Regions from separate parts of the Mus musculus genome. Here region 2 is linked to region 1. The links are chromatin loops, found by intact Hi-C in ENCODE. Cell type or tissue: gastrocnemius. All regions are shown on one strand.

Region 1 (8,000 bases):
AAGCAAAACGCACTTCCTAGAGCTGTTGGTATAATTAAGAAAAATACCTGAAGGTCCATCACAGATGAGGGATTTTTGCTACAGCACTTGACACACTGTCAGCGTTGAGTTACACTCAGCTCCTTTCCTCCCAGTATGTAGCTCTGCTCTCCTGGGGGTGGGGGGTCATTTGAGTGCATGTTAGTATTTGACAGGCTGGGGCTGTGAGTTGAATGTTAAATAATGAGTTATTTGACAAACACTGACGCTGAAAAAGCATTCAGAGCTATGCAGGTCTGAGGGCACTGACCGCTGAGGTGGCTGGTGAGATGGCTCAGAAGATGAAGGTACTTATGGCCAAGCTACAGTCAAAGGACAGGTCCCACTCCCCTAAGTTCTTCACTGGTGTCCACATGTACCCACATGTACTCACATAGGAAATAGGTAAATGTAATTAAAAGAACCTTGGAAATTTTGCATGCGTGTGAGCCATTTTATTAATTATACAAATTACTTGTGATGAAGGCTGTGTCTTCATGGTTTATTTTTTTACAGACCCATAACAAGTCTTTATATTTTCTGTATACTAACTAATTGACTATTAATTAGCAATGGTTGCCTGTGTATTAATTTGTTTCCACCAACCCCATGTTCTACATGTTATGTTCATGGAAAGTGTTGGATCTGTTCTCTAGTTTATAGAAAGAGAGAAAATCCAGTTCTTAAGACTAAATTATTATAACCTATGAAACTATGCTTAGACTGTGTACTACTGGATAATCTCGTTTGTAGAGTAAAAATGTCAATTATAGACTCAAATTCCCTTTTCATGTGTGAATCTTCAAACTGGCAAAATTATTACAGCAGATAAGTATACATGCATAAATATAGTTGAGACCTCAGTCTGATAGACTTTGGGAAAGTATGGTGCTCCCACTAAGACTGAAGTTTGCAAATGTAATAGCTTTCCCACATTATAGTCCTACTTGTAAGTCACAATACAGACAATTTATGCACTGTGGCTATTCTTTCTGAGAAGTACTTGCTCTTGGAACAAGTGCTCACAGGAGATAAGACCCCATGACAGCTAGATGATAGAACAGGCAGGATATTCACTTAAGCTGTGGAAGGGTTAAATGGAAATAGAATCAGCTTCTTCAGTCAGGCTCAGCCTTGAAGGAGACATTATTTAAAGCTGAATGACCCTCTGGGTGTTGGTGCTTGCCTTTAATCACAGCACTTGGGAGTCAGATGCAGGCAGATCTCTTGAGTTCAAGGCTAGCCTGGTCTAAACAAGAAACAACTCCACAAAACTGAAAAACCCAAGCTTTGAGAAGTGTTTAAGAAGCAAACTCTTAAAAGTTATTACTAAGTTAATGTGTTATAGAGTTAGCTTTTTGGGTATTTTCAGTCTGGGGTTGGTTGACTGTGATCTAACACAACTATTGTAGTGCGAGCACTCACATATGAGTTGGTTTCCTCTCTCAGAACACGTCTTCCATCAATGATGCTACAAAAAGCTGTGCTTGAATAGGATAGGTTTGCACAATCTACCTGGAGCTCCAGAAGAAATACCAGTTTCCTGATTCTTTCTTTAGACCAATGGTTCTCCACATTCCTAATGTTGTAAACCTCATGTTGTGGTGACCCTAACTATAAAAGTATTATTATTATTATTATTATTATTATTATTTATTTATTTATTTATTTATTTTGGGGTTGTTTTTTTGTTTTCAAGACAGGGTTTCTCTGTAAAGCCCTGGCTGTCCTGGAACTCACTCTGTAGACCAGGCTGGCCTCGAACCATAAAATTGTTTTTGTTGGTACGTCTTAACTGTAAATTTGCTACTATTGTGAATCATAATGTAAATAATTTTGGAGCTAGAGGTTTGTTGAAGGAGTCGGAGGAGTCCAAGGCAGGTGAGTAGGTTACAGCTAAACTTTGCAGAATATGCAAAGTCATGGTGGTTACCTAAGTGCAGCTCCTGTCCTCCTCCCTTAGCATATTTCTTTGCAGGATTAAAAAAAAATCTAGGCAGTGGGACTAGAGAGATGGCTCATTGGTTAGAGTCCTCTCTGCTCTTCCAGAGGTTCTGAGTTCAATTCCCAGCAACCACATGGTAAATCAATCTCTCTCTCTCTCTCTCTCTCTCTCTCTCTCTCTCTCTCTCTCTCTCTCACACACACACACACACACACACACACAATCTAGGAGGAGTATAGTGTATTCAGGTAGTATCAGCAGTTGGAAGGATGAGGCAGGAGGATTATCAAGAGTCAGAAGCCAGCTTCGGTTACACAGCAAGATAAAAAAAAACAAAACAAAACAACCTTGTATAAAAGCAACAACACAACAAAAGCAAAACGGAGGAGAATCTAGGAATGCCCCTCCCCATCGCACCACTACACAGATGGGTATCCAGGGACTTCAGAGTCTGAAAAAAGGGAACCGAGATTTCCATGCCAACCTAGATTACACAGGGAAGTGCGGTCAAAAACAAATCGAGCACACAAAACCTAGGAGGTCAGGAGGAATAAAGCAAAATGCGGGTTTCATTTTGAAGATCATGAAGAGAGCATGGGAGAACTCAGCAGAAACTCTAAAAGTTTGTGGTAGTTTTCCAGAAAATTTATCTAGATGGACAAATTCCAGGACTTTTTTTTTTTTTTTTTTGACTACCCTGGTGTTCCAAGAGCCAAGCATATAATTACAAAAGCTATGTGAGTTATGTCAAAGGTAATCTGTAGAAAGGGTAAGAATCGGAATGGTTTGAGCCCTTTCCATGTTTGGATTGGAAAAACAAGTGCAACTTCCTAGGGCTGTTGGTATAATTAAGGAAAATACTAGAAGGTCCATCACACGAGTGGGAGGACTTCGCTGCCACTTGACACACTGTCAGCTTTGAGTTACACCCAGCTCCTTTCCTCCCAGACAGTAGCGCTTCTCTCCCGGAGGTGGATGGAGGTCATTTGATTGCATGTGAGTATTTGACCAGACACTGATTTTTAAAAAGCATTCAGAGCTATGCAAGTCTGAGGGCTTTCTTAATACAAACTTTTTCCTAGTGAAGGCTACAGAAAGAAAGGATAGGGAGAGAGGGAGGGAAGAAGAAAGGAAGAAAAGGAAAGAAGAAACGAGGAAAGGAGTGAAGAAGTGCCCCTTTCATTCTTTCTGAGGTAACGTCTTTTTAAAATATAAGATGAACTATATATATGTCTACACCTACTCCGCTAACACTTTTGTCTTTGAAGAGCAGAGGCAGGAAATTGTGTAGCTTTGTGAACACCTCTCCCTTTCAGCTAGAGACCAAATTACCCACTGTGTCTGATGTCACAGACAGTCCAGGGTGAAACTAAACTCTGTTGCTTTCTGCCTCCCATAAGCGCCTGAAAGGAGAGCCCCTTACAGCCTCCCGCCTTTGCTCCCGCAGCTTTCCCAACAAACCGGGGCAGGATGGGAGTGTCTTCTTGGCTCTGGAAATCAATCCTCCTACCTTGTCCTGAAGCCACCCGCCGCCCTTTCCCGGCCCTCCCTTCGCAGTGATTTTCCTGTCGGGGACTCCCAGCGAGAGCAAGCGGCTGGTGACCGCCCCGCCCTAAAGGTAGGAGCCAGAGAGCACGGCTACCGCCCCGGGGGTCTCTGAGCCCACCGGCAGCCACCGGGCAGCACTTTTCGGCAGGAACTTGGGGGCGGCGGCCACCGAGCATCTGGCGCCAGCAATAAGGAGGAGCTTCCCGCGGCGTAGCACACAGCCGCCGGGGGACCCAGAGTCCGGCGCTGAGAGCTGTAAGGGGAACGTTGGCGGTCTCAGCCTCCGGGCCACACTGCGCCTCGCTCCGCTCTGCTCCTTCGCCACATCGGGGGTAGGGGTGGAGGGAAGGGATCGCGTTCTTGTCACCCCGCTAGCTCAGGCTTCCGCTCGCCGCCTGCTCGGGACCCGATGCTGCAGACGCCACGGGACAGACAGAAGCGCGCTGCGGAGAGCCCTGTGCATGCCTCTGCGGTGGCCGAGCTCGGGCCTCGGCAGGTAACTCTGCGGCTGGCCACGCTGCGGGTCTGCTTAGCTGGGGGTGCGGGGAAGACTGCGTTCCCCGACCCAGCATGGGATTTGGGATGCTGCCCAGGCACTCCGATTCTGCAACCGCTGCGGAGTAGGGAAGGGGACTCTGCGCGCTCTCAGACCCTTCGTCCTCTGCTAAATCACCGGAGCGATGAGGGAACCTTGGGGCCCTGAGATCCTCCAGGCAGCAGGGTGTGCGGGGTGACCAGCCAGGAGCTCTCCTGTAGGGTCCCAGAGCTGCTAGGGAGAACCCAGAGAGAGTGGTGCTCCGGGGCGCTAGGACTCTGCTCTCCTGGATCGCCCCCAATCTATGCAGTGGGAGACCCACAGGAGAGCATGGTTCCTCGATCACCATTATTTCTGAAAGGGTCTGTAAGCGAGGAAGGGTGAATGAGCCTGGAAGGTTCTTTTTTACCTTACTGAGTTTTCCAAGAAATCTTTCTTGGTACAATAAAACTAAACCTAACAAAAAGCCGAGACAGTTTGTTTGGACTGAAGGGCAACGGTGAGAAAACTGCAGTTTTGGCTGCTGTGAATTTTTAAGAGAAGAGAGAAGAAACTTGCTATTTTGCGGTCGTTGCCTAGGGAGCTCTCGTGGGCTTAGCCCCTTCCTTGCGCACTGTTATTTTGATTTAAAAGAAAAATCTATAAAAAGCGATTTCTAGAAAATAAAGAAACTCCAAGTGCCTTTTAGGGATCCTTAGAGGAAGCCAGGAGAAGGGCAGCCAGGGTGTGAAGAATTGTGTTTAAAGGTGATGGGACAGGAAGGACATGGTAGGTGCTAGCCTATTAGAAACCACGTAGATTTCAAATTCAGGAGTCAAGTTTGTTTTTAAGAGAAACACCTTAATGCCATGAATAGTGGATGGTTTAGAAAATAGCAGGTCCTTAATGGCTCCAGTGCCCTGACGTGCCGACCTTCAGGCTTCTTCAGTATGCCCTCAGATGGCCATGCCTCCCTATTAGGCTACCCTGACGATTTGACTTTCCCGGTCTTCAAATCCAGAATTTCCTTCCAGCTTCTAACCACGGAGCTATCTTTTTATCGACATGGTGATGTGAAATATTTGGGAAGCTCTGATCAATCAAGGCTTTAAGTGTCACAAAAGATTGCTTTTGAAAGCAAGATCAGAAAAATAAATAAATAAATAAAAATAATAATAATGCCTTAGATAGTTAGTTTGACTTTGAATAAGGTTATCTGTTTCAGAGGCACCTTAGATAATGGCGATTTGGGATCAAGGGAACTTTTATGGAAAATGTCTGTATGATTCTGATCTGTTTTCCCAAAAGTTGTATTTTATGACACGGAGCAAGGTTGGCATGTGACAAAATAGTACACAGGGCATTCTATATGTCAGTCTTTATGGTTCCATACCATGGTGCCAGAAACAGGATTGTCTCAGTTTTTGTGGTGGCAGGAACTCTTTCCTGATGGCAACGCCACTCATTGTAGTCACCTCAAACTTGATCAAGAACTTGACTGCTGTACCCTCGGGCTAAGGAAAAGGTTCTCGGAGAGAAGTAATGAGGGTGAGAGAGAATAACAATCTGTTTTCTCCCACGTCTGAATTTCTTTTCTTGGTCACCCAAAGTAAGAGTTGCTGAACTATCTCTCCTTGCCACACTTTCTGGTCAGACACTAGGGGAGTTCCTTTTGTGGGAAGTTGAGAAAAAAAAAAAAAAAAAAAAGGAGGAGGAAAGCAATCAGCTCTTAGGAAGTTTTTCTCATCATGAATATTGAAAGCCAGTGTGAAAAGGTCCTGTTCTCCCCCATTCTCTCTCCTTCTCATACAAAGTACGTAGATGACATTGGTTTGTTTGTTTGTTTGTTTGTTTGTTTTTCAGTAGCAGGTAAAAACTCGAAAGACTATTCATTTATGTGCCTTTTATCCCATAAGAATGGAAGGATTTTTGTTTTCTTTTAACATGGTAAGAATTAAGGCCTCCAGATGAAATACAAGAAAGCTAGATATTTCCCCCAAAGCTAGAGGGTCATTCCTGACTTCCAGGTTGTGGAAGTAGGTCTAGAGTTGGTATGGAGAGGATGGGAGCTGCCCTGGGATGCAAGGCTACAGAGAAAAGTAGTTTCCAATGAATCCTGGGTGACTTGTTGCATAGCCATTCATAAGGTAGGGTATTATTCTTCATGGATAATAAATATAACTTAGTATGCCTGTCTAACAAGAGATGTTATTGAAGTTTGGAGAGGTGTATAGTGAAGAGACAGATAAAACAGAAAGACCCCATGTTCTAATAGAGTGTTGTGAGATTCGGAGTCAATAGCAAAGGTACAAGTGAAAAACATATTTCAGATGGGCTGGGTGTGGCATTGTAGGGATGATGCATTGTGGTGCCGACCCGATAAGATGTAAGCGGGGTGTACTGGCTGGTTTTGTGTGTCAACTTGACACGGGCTGGAGTTATCGCAGAGAAAGGAGCCTTCCTTGAGGAAATGCCTCCATGAGATCCAGCTGTAAGGCATTTTCTCTATTAGTGATCAAGGGGAGAGGGCCCATTGTGGGTGGGGCCATCCCTGGGCTAGAAATCCCAGGGGTTCTATAAGAAAGCAAGCTGAGCAAGCCAGTAAGTAACATCCCTCCGTGGCCTCTGCATCAGCTCCTGCTCCCTGACCTGCTTGAGTTCCAGTCCTGACTTCCTTTGGTGATAAACAGCAATATGGAAGTATAAGCTGAATAAACCCTTCCCTCCCCAACTGCTTCTTGATGTTGATGTTAGTGCAGGAATAGAAACCCTGACTAAGACAAGGGGGTACTGAGGAAAGCAGTCAACTTTCTCTGAAGTGGTGCAATGAGTGAGGTGTGATTGAGGGAAAAGCCAGTAAAGTAGAGAGCAGAAAGAAGGAGATTCCAGGAAGAGGAAACCAAAGATTCAGGGCCATGCGTGGATTTGGAGTGTTTGGGAAAAGAAAAGCCAGTCTAGGAATAGTGGATACTGTGTATCCACAGTCTGGATACTGTGTAGCCTTAGAAGAGTACAAAGCGTGGACTGGGAGACAGAGTCCAAGATACACAAGTGGGATGGACTTTGTGGTGCCATTAAACCTGGCACAGAGAATTAACGGGAGCAGCTGGACGCACTTAACTGGACCAGCCTTTACCCATCATGCCCCACACTGCACACAACTGCAGCTTCCGCTGGCTGACTCATTGGCAATCACCGAGTTTTTCCTTCATCCCAGCACAGGCGTATGTTATACGCAGGGGGCAGGGCACAGAGAACCTGCATGGTGTTCCTCCCAGCCTCTGGGGGAAACAAAAAACCAAACCTTCACATACTTACTTAATTTCACGTTTGCAACTCTGCTCCGGACTGAGTATCTCGTGTCTCTGTGCAACCTTTGGGTTGGCTGGAAACACGTGAAACCAGATACCAGAAATTAATTATCTATTCAAATTAAGTCATAGCTGTAAACAATAGCAAGGCCGCCGCAGCCGCGGAGAGAGGCACTGCTATACAAAGGCTGGGCCTCCCTGAGTTTGTTTCCTATCCTTTCTGTGGTTTGTCATCTGGGTTCATCTTGTCTCTGTTGTGGGAACGTAGTGTCTGTGGCAATTCCTTTTTCATTCTTCTCCAGACATTATCTTGGAAACGTGAGAGTAGTGCACAGATGTGGGTTTTTTTGTTTTTTTGTTTTTTTGTTTTTTCTGATTTAATAGTAGTACTGGTTTATTAGTAATGCTCAGACGTCCTGTCAACTTTCAATTATCCTTTGATCCCAGGAGGTCTCGTGTGACCTGCATGTTACTCTCTGGAAAAGACTGACCCAGATTTTAGAGAGAAAAATCGCCTTTGAGAGTCTTTGATATGTTCATTTCTCGTTACTTATCTACTAGCTGCTTACTTTGTTGTTGTTGGTTTTGTTTGTTTGTTTGTTTGTTTGTTTTCGAGACAGGGTTTTTCTGTATAGCTCTGGCTGTCCTGGAACTCACTTTGGAG
Region 2 (8,000 bases), 79 kb before region 1:
TAAAAGTGAGTACCACCACCACCCTGAATTTGTTTTGTTTTGTTGCTGTGTAGGATATTGGACCTATCATTCCCACGTGTCTTTGTTCTATTCTACAACATAATTCCACCATGTGCAGAACCTTGCCTCTGTCTTATTTCTCTGAATATTATGTTCAAGTTTACAAGTATTGATATTTTCTTTCTCATTCTTATTCAGCACATCTTTTTTAATGAAGGCATCACTGTGTTATTCTGTTTTTGGTAGGTAATTAGGTTTTTTTTTTTTTTTCCAAATTGAGATATTACAGAAAAGCTGCTATGTACACTCTTGCACACTTTTGATGGCCCTGTCCCTATGCCCTCATTTTCAGGGACTGTATTTCCAGATGGTAGGATTTCTAGGATGTTTAGTTTATGTCACTGAGAATCACACCTCCAAGACGGTTCTACTGTTTTATACTTCCATAAGCCGTAAAAGAGGTTTTCAGTTCCTTGCTAACCGTATGTTCATCCATACGGTTTTTGGTAAGTTTTAATCTAACTATAAATTTAAACATCTAAAAAGTTGTAAGATTTAATCTGGATGCCAAGAACTGATCTACACTTCCAACCCAAAACTCTTCTGTGAGAGGTAGCCTGTGACTCACAGCCCCTGTACAATAGAATACTATCTTAGCATACCAGCATCAGGCAAGGTCACTCTAAGATCATAATAAAATGAGAGAAATCCACACACCACTACCTTCTCTCCTGACTAGTACAAGTGCTACAAATATAACTTTCTCCTCCCTCTAGGTTGCTCTCTGTGTGAATAAGATAATAGTTGCTCACACCAGACACCACTAACCAATGGTGTTTTAGATCAAACCCACAATGACATAGCATCTCATGCCTGTTAGAATCTATGAGAGAGATAAAAATAATAAATGTTGGCAAGAATTCAAAGAGAAGAAACACTTACAAATTGTGGTTTGTGGGGAGTAGATGAAGTCCCAAGCAAATGTGTGTTGTTGGCATGAGTATGGTTATGTCAATGACCCCAGGGACTCAGACCCATAGTCATAGCAAAGCCTTCCCCTGGTCCAAGCCCAGATATTGACACTGTTTGTAGAAAGTATCAACAACTACAGCTTCTATGACTGTAGCCTGAGAATGCCCCCTACACAGACCCCTACCAAGGTTAGCTAACCACCTTCTCATTCAGTTGTATATAATAAACCTGACTCCTTGTTCGGTGATATGTAATAAATATCTTTCAGGCTGCTATTGCATCTCCATTAGAGCTCACTGACTAACCAATGGCAGCTTTTCTGTATATGTGTGTCATTTATCCATTCTCTATCACCCCAGTCAGGTCAATGCCCTGTAGGTTGTTGCATAAGGGACCAATGTGAAATAGCACAACAATTGTAGAAACCAGTATAAAGGTTTCTAGAAAAGTTGAAAACAAAACTACCATGTTAAGTGCGCAGTTCCACCATGAGGTTATATATCTAAAACATATGGAATAAGCATATCAAAGAGATACGTGCAAGCCCATACTTACTCCAGTACTATTTATAGCAACCAACTATGCCATCAACCATGGTGTTAATCAGTTGATGAGTAGATGAATAAGTGTGATATACATGCACAATGGACTATTGTCCACAAAACCTTATCACTGGTAGCAATGTGGATAGAACTAGAAGGCATTATGTTATGTAAACAGATAAGAAAGACACATGGCACATGTGCTCACTCATCCCTGGAGGCCAAGTGAGTAGAGTACATAGAGATACAGACTACAACGGGCTCACTGGAGTTTAAGGGATACTCCAGAGTGCTCACAGTGAAAGGATGGGCATGGGTACCAAAATACATTCAGAGGGGAGGAAGTGGCTCTCTTGTCCTAGGATAGTGGGAAAACTACATCCCACAATTACACATTTTGAAATAACTAGAGGAGAAGAGTTTAAAGGGCCCTAACATGATAATGATAATATTTGAGGAGACAGAAATACTAATTACAATCAGGTGGTGGTGGCTCACACCTAAATCCCAGCACTGCAGGAAAAGGCTGGTAGATCTCTAAGTTTAAGGCCAGTGTGGTCTACAGAGTGACTTACAGAACAGCCTCATCTACAGAGTGATTTTTTCAGGCCATCCAGGGCTAGTCCTAGAAACTCTTGTCTCAACAATAACAACAAACAAACACCAAATACTGGTTACCCTGTTTTAGCAATTACCTATTATATTAAATATATCAAAATACTATGTTATATACCTTATGGGTGAGTACAAATTTTATATGATAATTAAAATGGTATATGATAATTAAAATGGTATATGATAATTAAAATCATATATGATAATTAAAATGGTATATGATAATTAAAATTAAAATTCAGTTCAGTGTACAGTACCCAGTATCCAGAAAAAATAATGTCAGTTGAAAGCATGTATAACTTTCTTTGAAAGGATGCCAAATTATAGATTCTAACTTTTTTTTGCCAGTTTTCAATCCTGAGGCAAGTTCTACTCTCCAGCTCCACCCAGAAAACATTATTGTGTTAACAAGTTTAGCTGTCTTTACCTGCATGTCCCTACTGAGAGCTCACTTCCTTGCTGCAGAAATAACAAACACAAGTTATGTGCATCTCTGGTGGTCTTGGCTACAGGCAACTGACACCAGTTGCTAAGAATGTAAACTGCAGGGGGAAAGGCGGGGCACATTTCCATTTTTTAATACTGTCTTTCTAAAAGAGAAAAAGAGAAGCAGTGAATTTTTAGAATGATTCTAAGAAGAACAAAGCAAAGTCATGAATAAACAGTTTTATAAAGAAAAAAGAGGGTATAACAAACATAGCCAAGAAGTTGTTGTTGTTGTTGTTGTTGTGTTTGTTTGTTTGTTTGTTTGAAGGGATTGTTCTTGTTTTTGTTTTTTTCAAGACAGGTTTTCTCTGTGTAATCCTGGTTGTTCTGGAACTTCTTCTGTAGACCAGGCTGGCCACGAGCTCACAGAGATCTGCCTGCCTCTGCCTCCCGAGTGCTGGGACTAAAGGTGGGTGCTACCTCTACCCTGCTAACTTTTTTAAGGTTACGATGAAATTGTCACCTATGTTAGGAACATACATTTGAAACTTGACTGAAATAAATAACATTTAATAAGAAAAATAAAGAAATACATGAAACCCCAAAACAGAGTGAAAAACAAGATGGAAAAATCTCTATAATCTCTATAATCTATCCAGATAAACATTAGAATGGGGCCTCGCTGTGCTCCAGGGCTTCTTTGTCTGCTAAATCTGAGATTTTCCCTGCTGATAATGCATGCTGTGCTAAGCATCCCCCCCTCCTCCTGAACCCCAGCTTTTAATTCTTTACCTGGTAGAGAAACTAACCCAATCCTGGGCCCTAGATAGCAACACCCACCCATGGCTACTGAAGAGTCATTGTGGTCAGTCTTTGTTCTAGTTTCGTTCACTCTGTCGTTCATCCCTAGCCCTATCCTTTACTGAAAATAATGTTTTACTTTGTACGTAGCCTGTAACTTTATAATAGTAAATTAAATATGCTTAGCAGGGAGACCCATCCACGGGCATATTTTGCCACATTGCTTCCAGTCTATGCTCCAGTGTTATACAGGAACATTCAGTATTCATATGAGCAACAAGAATTGGTTCTATAACCATGTTCCAAGTCTGTCAGCGACAAAGTACCACAAGCTGGATGACTTAAACAACTGAAAGGTACTTTCCTACAGTTTCGGAGGCTGAGTCTAAGATCAAGGTATAGGCAAGATTGCCCCTTAGGAGTCTCTCCTTGACTCTTCATCTCTGTCTTCTCATGTCTTACTTGTCTGTGTGCACATGATTCTAGTGTCCCTCGTTGGCATACAAATGTTCAGTTTTTGCAGGACTCCAGCAAGACTGGATTGTGTAACCATCCTTCTTACAGACCCTCTTGCAAATGACACACCATTCTGGGGTATAGGTTGTTAAAACTGTAACATATGAATTTGGAAGGATGCAATATGGCAGATAAATACTACTATGGGAAAAATTATTGGAAGGAAGGAAGGAAGGAAGGAAGGAAGGAAGGGAGGGAGGGAGGGAGGGAGGGAAGGGAGGGAAGGAATAAAAAGGGAGGGAGGGAGGGAGGGAGGGAGGGAGGAAGGAAAGAAGGAAGGAAGGAAGGAAGGAAGGAAGGAAGGAAGGAAGGAAGGAAGGAAGGAAGGGAGGGAGGGAGGGAGGAAGGAAGGGAGGGAAAAAGGAAGTAAAAAGGAAGGAAGGGAGGGAGGGAGATATGAGAAGCTGCAAGCTAACTCACTGGTGTTCAGAGTAGAATTTGGCTACAGTTGTCTGAACAAAGGGAATTCTGTGGGTATCATGCAAATTTCTAATTATAAAAATCAGTCACTTGGATAAAATATCATAACTATACTTTTAATAAGCAAGACTCCATAGTGAGGGAGAAGCAAACGCAGTTGTCATACTGCGTTTCACTTTGTAGCCTTTATGTCAGCTCTGTCCTCGATGCTCAGCTTTAAAGATGCTCAGCGTTCACCCAGTCCATTTGCCAACAATTGCCTGACTTGAAGGACAGTTTAGATCGACTTAAAATCTTTGGCTCAAGCTCCGCTAGGCCTCAGATAGACGGTGTCCATTTCTGTTGATGCTGGCTTTGCCTGTGCCAGCTTGGCTCTCCTTTCCTGCAGGATGACACAGTGTTCTGGTTGCCTAGCTGTGACTAATGCAAACAAAATGACCTACTTTATTATTAATAGCTCTAGCTTATGTATTAATAGATAGCTACTGGCTCCTGTTACTAGTCTTGATGCTGATCATTCTAAGACAGTTTATTCACATTTTTTTTGGATGGACTGTTAGACATGGTCTTACTCCAAGAACATGGGCATAGTGACACATACCTTTAATTCCAGCACTTAGGAGGCAGAGGCAGGGAGATCTCTCTGCATTTGAGGCTAGCCTCACTAAATAGTGAGTTCCAGGATAGCCATTCCAGTGTTTGTTCTCCATTGTTTCATTCCTCCTCTGATGGTAGAGACTACCATTATTCCTATTTTGAAGTTTTTTCCCCCTTCAGTTTAAACTTTTCACTTACTCTGTTTTACAAATATTTTTGCTTCACTTTACTTTTCTTCACTTTTACCAGAAGAGAATGTGTGTCCCGTTGTGCTTCCTGTGGTTTCCCAATTTCCCTTGTGTACCTTACAATTTAGCTGCTGCTTGTGAAATAATTGTTTTCTCCATCTCTCCCATAACTTTTACAAGCAACCATTTTTGCATCCTGTTTTTCTGAGCATTGTCTCCTTTTAATTGGCCATCCTAATGGGAATTGGCCATGTTTCCTGAGGTCCTGTTTATATTTTCATTGTGTTCCTTCTTAGATTCTACTGTATCATTAAATTATTTATCTTTAATTCATGTTGGGATATTATGTTACACCCATCCTCTGTTCTGGAGAAATATTTCTCTAGTGTTAGTTGGCAGGGAACTTTGTCTTTTGTTTGTTTGGGTGTTTTAGCATAAGCATATTTTCATCCTATTCTTCTCTTGTGTATCTTTCTTTGTATGCCCTAATTATGCCGTTATTCTGATAATAATATTGAAATGAATTGATAGTTTTCTCAAGTAGGATGAGGCTGTACAAGGGGCCACTGCTCTCCCAGGTTCTCAATGCCAATCTAGAGCATATGCCACTTCCGGTGCCAAGCCTCATCATCCCAATTTCAGATCCCATTCACAAAACCTCCGATCTTCAGTTCTACATGTCTGTAGTTCTTTGCAGCACTCAGTGAAGAAGCCAGCTTCACCAACAGCACCAGTTCCCAATGGACACTCAAGTGTGCCTTTCGTTGAAAGGTGATGTTTCCTTGAATGTATCTTCTCCCACCGGAGATGTCCCCTTTTCCACCTCAGCTGCCTCTCTCTCCGGCCCCCTAGTGAGCTTCTACTCTTCAGTTACGGAGGCTCTCACTGGTACTAGGTCTCATTCTTTTGGGAACAACTGTTTACTCTTAGTTTCTGATATCTGTCCTTTTTTTTTTCTGATATTTATTCTCTTTTTTTCAATTTTTTTATTACATATTTTCTTCATTTACATTTCAGATGCTATCCCAAAAGTCCCCTATACCCTTCCCCTGCCCTGCTCCCCTACCCACCCACTCCTGCTTCTTGACCCTGGTGTTCCCCTGTACTGAGGCATATAAAGTTTGCAAGACCAAGGGACTCTCTTCCCAATGATGGCCAACTAGGCCAACTTCTGCTACATATCCAAAAACCCCACTGTGCATCTCATTCTGAGTTGTACTCATGGCCCTTTTGTGGCTTTCTGCAACCAAACTGCTGTATTTACTTACACCTACATACACACACACACACACACACACACACACACATGAGAGGGGCATAGGGAGAGAGACAGACAGACAGACTTGGAGAGGAGGAAAGAGGGAATGAGGGAAGCAGGGAGTTATAACACAGGCTACCCATAGGAAAGGAAACACAGGAGAGACAGCCTAGTATAACAGATAACATAAAGCACAAGCAATAAAATGTATGCTTCATAAATGGAGGATCCCTGTGAACCACAAAGCTATCCTGTGTTATGACCACAAAGTTATCCTTCAGAGATAATTTCTGGAGGTGGCAGCAGACAAAGCTGCTGGCATGAGTTGTGCACATAAATACAAAGAGGCAAGTCTTAGAGACTAAGATGGAGACAGAGAAGACAAGAAGAAGCCAGGTGAGCTTGTGGCTCCAGAAAGGAAGCACCACATAAATTATCACACCATGCATGCCTTAGCAGGGCTTATTTTCCTAGCTCCTACAGAAAAGTCATTGAAAAGCTAAGCCGTATATACTGGGAAATTAAATAGTAACTATAAACATAGGAGGGAGGGAAGAAAAGGAGGGAGAGAAAGAGGTGGAGGAAGAGAGACTAATCGCCATGCCCTGTGAGCAGGTATAATCATCAGATAAAAGGGGGGAAACTGAGCATTTTGCTTCTTTCCACAACTATAGTTATAGCTGAGGCAGGGGTGTGTGGCTTCGCTATTTGTAGGAATTTCTTGTAGGGATTGGGAAAATAATCCTTGCTAAAAATGCTTGGCTTTCCTTATTTTCCTTATTTTTCTCTTTCTTTTCTGGAACCACAAAATCCACTGGTTTGTTCTAGTCTCCATGTTTTACAAGGATGTCATTTTCATACAACAGATACAAACTATAAGCATATATTTTAATTAAGCCTTTCCTACATATGTATAGGACAATCTGTTCTAGATTTATTTTGTATTCCTCTATAACTGAAAGAAAACATTTAAAACTTGGGAACTAGTATGGGTGAATATGTTTTGGTGCTCTGTAGGGACAGACCTGAAACTAAAACTATTACAATGTAATCTGCCCCTGTTAGACTGAAATTTCCTATTATCAAAATACCACCAGGTTGTAGCATAAAGGCTTGCTAATTCTCACAGATATAATTGATGTGATAATCACTGTGTTTATCTTAATCCTAAAATATACAAGAGCAATATAGTATAATGTCATAGGTAGAAAACAAGTCGCTTCCTCTCCAGTAGAAAGACAGGGCATCAAGTAGAGAGATGGAGTTGCCATTCCACAGTTAAAAACTCTGACCCTGAATTGTTTCTGTCTAAAAGAACTGCAGGGACAAAAATGAAGAAGAGACTCTGGGAAAGGAGATTCAGTGACTAGCCCAAATTAGGATCTAGCTCAATGGGAGGCTTGCAGACCTGACAATATTACTGATGCTATGGTGGGCTTACAAACAGGAGCCTAGCTTAGCTGCCCTCTGAGAGGACAAACAACTAAAAAAGTCAAATGCAGATACTTACACCCAACCAATGGACAGAAGCCGGGGACCCCTGTGATTGAATTAGAAAAAAACTGGAAGAAGCTAGGGAGGAAAGTGACCCCATAGGAAGACCAGTAGTCTCAACTAACCTGAACCCTCAAGATCTCTCAGACAGTGAGCCACCAACCTGGCAGC

What was found. A loop is a pair of places that touch in the nucleus more often than their neighbours do. Peaks named below come from ENCODE experiments on the same cell type or tissue, not always from the same donor. Only the 100,000 strongest peaks of a DNase experiment are listed, where the experiment ranks them.
Region 2: a loop joins it to region 1, with 3 times the contacts of the local background. A loop is called at or near these places in 4 of 42 quality-filtered maps.

The regions. Positions count from the first base shown.
Region 1 is chr16:58,519,083-58,527,082 of GRCm38, reverse strand. St3gal6 (ST3 beta-galactoside alpha-2,3-sialyltransferase 6) reads left to right here and starts at 3,657. Exons shown (of 11, transcript NM_018784.3): 1 at 3,657-4,007. In gastrocnemius, a CTCF peak has its summit at 3,718; a DNase peak (open chromatin) is centred at 3,829; H3K4me3 peaks cover 5,430 bases; H3K27ac peaks cover 5,761 bases.
Region 2 is chr16:58,597,696-58,605,695 of GRCm38, reverse strand. No RefSeq gene overlaps it. Among named protein-coding and RNA genes, the nearest start is that of Ftdc1, 15 kb to the left of the region's middle. In gastrocnemius, no CTCF peak of the experiment used is centred here; no DNase peak of the experiment used is centred here; H3K27ac peaks cover 1,871 bases.